2 separate regions of the Homo sapiens genome follow, and region 2 is linked to region 1. A link is a contact called in ENCODE Hi-C or POLR2A ChIA-PET data. All regions are on one chromosome and are shown on one strand. The core of a region is the stretch at or near the end of the contact, and the rest is flanking DNA. Distances in the headings are between cores, read along the strand shown. Region 1 holds the start of XKR8 (XK related 8). Region 2 overlaps DNAJC8 (DnaJ heat shock protein family (Hsp40) member C8).

Region 1 (2,834 bases), core at 19-2,518:
AGCACGTGTGTGCCATGCGCCAGGTGGACATTGACGCTTACACCACCTGTCTGTATGCCTCTGGCACCACGCCCGTGCCCCAGCTCCCGCTGCTGCTGATGGCCCTGCTGGGCCTGTGCACGCTCGTGCTGTGACCTGCCAGGCTCACCTTCTTCCTGGTAACGGGTAACGGGGGCAGCGCCCAGGATCACCCAGAGCTGGGCCTTCCACCATTTCCTCCGCGCCTGAGGAGTGAACTGAAATAGGACAACCGAATCAGGAAGCGAAGCCCCAGGAGCTGCAGCCATCCGTGATCGCGCCACTGCACTCCAGCCTGGGTGACAAAGCCAGACTCTCTCCAAAAACAAACCAGAAACAGAAAAGAAATGACGACCCAAGACCCCCCTACAAGCATACTTCTTTTGCGTATTATGTTTAACTCACAAAACAAAGCTCATCATGCGTTTGATTCTGTGTTGTGTTCCTTTTCTTTTCTTTTGAGACGGAGTCTCGCTCTGTCGCCCAGGCCGGAGTGCAGTGGCGCTATCTCGGCTCTCTGCAACCTCTGCCTCCCGGGTTCAAGCGATTCTCCTGCCTCAGCCTCCTAGCTGGGACTACAGGCGCGCGCCAACACGCCCGACTAATTTGTATTTTTAGTAGAGACGGGGTTTCGCCATGTTTGCCAGGCTGGTCTCGAACTCCTGACCTCAGGTGATCCGCCCGCCTGGGCCTCCCAAAGTGTTGGGATTACAGGCGTGAGTCACCGCGCCCGGCCTCTATTCCCTTCCGTATGGAAATGAGGTTAACTCATTTGCAGGAACCTAACGCCCGCCCTCCCCCGACTCGGATCGCTGGCGTGAACCCAGCGGCCCCGTGCTCTCCGGGTATCCCTGGATCGAGGCGCACGCGTTGTTGCAAAGTCTCGCACTTAGGGATTAGAATGTGCCTTTGCGTTTCGTTTTGTTTTGCAACAATACAGGTGTGAGGGATCGCAGCCCTGGTCCAGGCTCTAGTCTCCCCGCCCTCTCGCTTTCTTGGGCCTCCGGGCGCCTCAAAGGTAAAACTAGGCCATTTGAAGCCTGCGAAGCGAAGGGCAGTCGGTCTTCAGGCCTAGCGGGCTTGGCTGGGCTGGGTCGGTGGACCCCTGGGCTGGCGGCGGGAGCAGAGCATCGAGCGGCTTTTAGCTGGGGTTCGGGCGGAGGACCTGGGACAACCGCGGGCCTCGCTCCTCCCCGGACGGGGCGGGACGGGGAAGTCCCGCCCACCAGGCCCAGGCCCCGGGCCGCCCCGAGGGCTGCGCCCACCTCCTTCCTGCCTCGGCAACCCCGGGCCCTGAGGGCAGGCCCCAACCGCGGAGGAGCAGGAGAGGGCGGAGGCCGGCGGGCCATGCCCTGGTCGTCCCGCGGCGCCCTCCTTCGGGACCTGGTCCTGGGCGTGCTGGGCACCGCCGCCTTCCTGCTCGACCTGGGCACCGACCTGTGGGCCGCCGTCCAGTATGCGCTCGGCGGCCGCTACCTGTGGGCGGCGCTGGTGCTGGCGCTGCTGGGCCTGGCCTCCGTGGCGCTGCAGCTCTTCAGCTGGCTCTGGCTGCGCGCTGACCCTGCCGGCCTGCACGGGTCGCAGCCCCCGCGCCGCTGCCTGGCGCTGCTGCATCTCCTGCAGCTGGGTTACCTGTACAGGTGAGTGCTTCGCCCCGGGAGGGGAGGAGTGTCGGAGCCCAGCACCTCCGTCAGCTGGGTCACCTGTACAGGTGACACGCCATATGCCGGGAAGGGGACTGGGAGAGGGAACCAAGTCCTGTGGGCGCCTGGCCTACAGGTGAGCGTGCAGCCCTTTACGGAAAGGGAATCCCGGTAGACTGCCTTCATTCTAGCCCTAGCTTTCCTGGCACAGGCGAAGAAACTGAGGCCCAGGGAAGAAAGGGAGGCGCATGGGCTTTGAAGTCGGACCTCTCAGGGATCCACTTCTGGCTTTGCCCCCTCTCGCCTCACTTCTGCATTTCTCTGAGCCTCAGTTTCCTCCTGCGTAGAAAGGAGGTAGTCACCCTGAGACAGGTGTGACGGGCAGGCCTGTTGTGAAGAGTGAGCGAAAGAATGAGAAAGTGCCTCGCACAGTGCCTGGCCTGTAATGGCAGGGGCTGCGGACTCAGTTCAGCATCCCATGTTTCAGCATGGGCAGGGCCTTGGGAAGTCACTGACCTCTCAGTGGGGCTGTTTGGTTGCTGTTCCCATTGGGATGGGGATAGCGCCTGCCCGTTTGGTGAAGATGCAGTGAAATGACATCTGTCCACTGCCCTGGCTCAGAGTGAGCACTCAGCAACCTCAGCTGGCTTCTTGACCTGGGCCTCCCTGGGAGTTTCAGCAGCCCTGACCCCACCACAGCGCTTGCCCCTCACAAAGGCCGCCTCTCACCCTGTCTGCCTGGTTGTATTCTTCCCCCTGAAACTTGGCTTCCCACCCCAGACCCAGCAAGAGGGCAGAGATGGCCTCTGACTCATCCATGCCCATGGAGCCAGCCAGGGCTGGGCATAGGCTGGGTCCTGGAAAATGTGTGTGGATTCTGCTCCTTTTTGGACCTGGTGGAGCCTCGTAGAGATGGGAAAACAAACCCAAGGCTCAGAGGCATGCGACAAAGTCAGGGCAGAGGGTGGTGTGGGTTGGGATGGGGTGGCCAGGGCCAGGATCTGCTCTTGAATCCGTTTTTACAAACTCTTGAGATCTGGCCTTGACAAAGCCACACGGAGTCTCCAGGAGTGGAAGAGAGGAGCTTTGAATGTGGCAGTTTTGCCTGAGGGATTATAGAGACATCAGAAAACCCCGGGTGGGCATGAAGGGGTGCAGTTGTTAAGTCCTGGG
Region 2 (2,799 bases), core at 225-2,724, 240 kb after region 1:
CTCTGACTGAAACACCTTTCCCTCAAGTCCCACCCCTTCTGTGCCAGACACTGTTGTTTCTAGCAGGCATTCTTTTTTTTTTTTTTTGAGACGGAGTTTCATTGTCGCCCAGGATGGAGTGCAGTGGCGCGATCTCGGCTCACTGCAAGATCCACATCCCGAGTTCACGCCATTCTCCTGCCTCAGCCTCCCGAGTAGCTGGGACTACAGGCGCCTGCTACCACGTCCGGCTAATTTTTTGTATTTTTAGTAGAGACAGGGTGTCACCGTGTTAGCCAGGATGGCCTCGATCTCCTGACCTTGTGATCCGCCTGCCTTGACCTCCCAAAGTGCTGGGATTACAGGCGTGAGCCACCCCACCCGGCCTTTCCAGCAGGCATTCTTTCATCTTTACCAACTTAATTTTATTGGAAACAGGTGCCCAATCCCAAGGAGTAAGGCTTGGTATATTGCCTGTCTGTTCTTCGCAGCTCTCCCAGCCAAACTTACCAAGAGGGGTCCCTGTGACCCATTTTCTAACCAGTGACATCTTCTGGGAAAAATTTTGCTCCCTGGATGACTTATTTCTGTTTGGTAGTTGTTATAAGATGTGGTGCTAGAAACTTCTTGCAACTATGAGATGCCAAACCCTCCACAGAGGACGGAGAAGCATAGTAAGAGCCTGTTTCCCTGGAGGTATTACTGAATGAATGATTCCACCATGAACAATACCTGAAACCACCTGTCTCCACTTATGGAAGTAAAATATTCCTCTAATTCTTTTTGCCAGTTATTCCTTGCAGCCAAAACACTCCTAACTGATGCATCAGCCCCTGGGTTCCAGTTTTTAAAAGGGCCACTTTCTTCAGGAAACATTCCCTGGCTGCTAAAAATGAGATCAAGGGCCCCCTTCTCGGAGCAGTGGACAGTCTTCTTGCCCGTGTGCCCCAGCTGTGAGGCAGGCAACAGGGGTCCTGCAGTGTTCACCACTGTATTTCTAAACCAGCATATTTGTTCAATGAATAAACACACCTGATATGATTTGGATTTGTGTCCCCACCCAAATCTCATGCCCAATTGTAATCCCCCACGTTGGAGGAGGGACCTGGTAAGAGGTCATATGATCCATATGTTTGGATCATAGGGGCCGCCCCCTTTGCTGTTCTTGTGATAGTGAGTTCTTATCTATCACTATCCAGATAGTGAGATCTGGTTGTTTAAAAGCGTACAGCACCTCTCCCTGCGCTCTCTTCCTCCTGCTCCGGCCATGTAAGACGTGCCTCCTTCCTCTTCACCTTCTGCCACAACTGTTAAGTTTCCTGAGGCCTCCCCAGCCATGCTTCCTGTAAAGCCTGTGAAACCATGAGTCAATTAAACCTCTTTTCTTTATAAATTACCCAGTCTCAGGTAGTTCTTCATAGCAGTGTGAGAACTAACACCCATAGCTAATTGCTGGCACAGCCTCCTTGAGGGCAAAGGTAAGTTTGCAGATAGCTGAACTGAACCACCACCACTTAACCTCTAAGGAAGCGGTGTGTGCACCCACATCCTGGACTGAAATGGGGTTGCTTGGCTTTGCTTGGCTAGAAAAGATAATCACTGCCCCCCTAGTCAGGACTGCATTACCTCACGGCATGTATCACTTTTGCAGGGCAACTAAACATTTTCTCCCCCTGCCTTGGTCCAGTTTTAGCCAGAAGCACACCCACCCACCCACCCACTCATCACTGTGCTCTACTTCACATGTGGTTTGGATGTGCTCAGTGGTACTTGGAAGGACAGTAAGACACCCAAGCCTCTGTCCTCTCCCACAGAGAAATGAAAGTTGCACTTCTCATGATACTAAAAGACATGGTGCCTTTCGTAGTCATTGTGCCTGTTTACTCATCTACAAGACATTGCAAAAAGCAAAACTCTAGTTTTGAGTCACCTAGTTTCCTGTATCTTCACATTTCAAGTGTCACCTTTCCCCTTCTCACTTTGGGCCCCTCCTGAGGGCTGATTCTGTCCCTGAAAGCAAGCAGGACATTTAAGCATAGACTGTGAGCTGGACGCTTTCATATATTACTTCATTTAATCCTCAAAACAATCAGTATCTTCATTTTACACAGAAATAATAGGATATTGGCAATACCCAAGGAGCACTATGGTAGTTACCTTGTATATGCCATGGCAAATCTGCCCTAAAAGCTGCTGCAGTAATTCATATTCCCATTTCATAGATGAAGAAACTAAGGTTCAGCCAGGTCTGTCCAACCCCAAAGCATTTTGGGGTTCAGCCAAGCCAGACAAGGGACCCACAAGGGAGAGTACAAGGAAAAGTACATCAATGGCTTGGGTATAAAAATTTATTATACATAAAGAATATTACCACTAACAAATGCAGACAGGCTAGGACATGGTACTGGGTGGAGGACGGCTAGCTCTTTGGAAAGTGAAAGGTTTGGGTGGCGTGGGCCTCATGCCACACTGATTGGTCAGTAGACAGGGGGCACATGCCAAACACCACAGGGCATCAGATGCTGCTCTGTGTGCTCACAAGTGTTCCCTGTCTTATCTGGGCCTTCGAAGGGAGCACACCCAGAAGCGAGCAACTGAAGCGAAGGGGCTTCCTAAGGTGCCCCTTCCAGGCTTGTCTCTGAAGTCACAGCAACACTGTTTTAAGCAGTATGTTTAATTGGATGATTTCCACAAACTATCCACGAAGTTTCTAACCATCACAATTCAGTGAAGTACAAAACACTGAGTTACAGGCTGTGGGAAGAGAAGGCAGCACCAATGGTGGCACCTTCTAATACTGGTTGTTCTAGGGGCAGGGAG

The links. A loop is a pair of places that touch in the nucleus more often than their neighbours do. ChIA-PET counts read pairs that join two places held with the same protein, here RNA polymerase II (POLR2A). Pooled maps may share reads with other maps.
Region 2: a pooled map shows a loop between it and region 1 (2.5-fold over the local background). The contact joins the enhancer-like site here to the promoter of XKR8 in region 1. A Hi-C loop is called at or near these places in 8 of 168 maps with a recorded cell type or tissue (CD4-positive, alpha-beta T cell, CD8-positive, alpha-beta T cell, OCI-LY7 and 3 more), 14 of 37 single-sample maps with no recorded cell type and 17 of 50 pooled maps. POLR2A ChIA-PET finds 5 or more read pairs at or near these places in 3 of 52 experiments (H1, activated CD4-positive, alpha-beta T cell and activated naive CD4-positive, alpha-beta T cell).

Annotation. Positions count from the first base shown.
Region 1 is chr1:27,958,705-27,961,538 of GRCh38, forward strand. XKR8 (XK related 8) reads left to right here and starts at 1,269. Exons shown (of 3, transcript NM_018053.4): 1 at 1,269-1,658. The coding sequence starts at 1,366. It overlaps SMPDL3B (sphingomyelin phosphodiesterase acid like 3B), which reads left to right. Exons shown (of 8, transcript NM_014474.4): 8 at 1-448. The coding sequence ends at 134. RefSeq lists a silencer at 1,140-1,529 and an enhancer at 1,210-1,773.
Region 2 is chr1:28,198,244-28,201,042 of GRCh38, forward strand. DNAJC8 (DnaJ heat shock protein family (Hsp40) member C8) reads right to left here. Exons shown (of 9, transcript NM_014280.3): 9 at 2,035-2,799. Among named protein-coding and RNA genes, the nearest start is that of PTAFR, 23 kb to the left of the region's middle. RefSeq lists a silencer at 1,422-1,751. Within about 2 kb of position 1,475, at least 6 of the 41 ENCODE cell types and tissues checked have a DNase peak (open chromatin) inside an H3K27ac peak, as active enhancers do; they include CD8-positive, alpha-beta T cell and natural killer cell, where a contact is called at or near this core.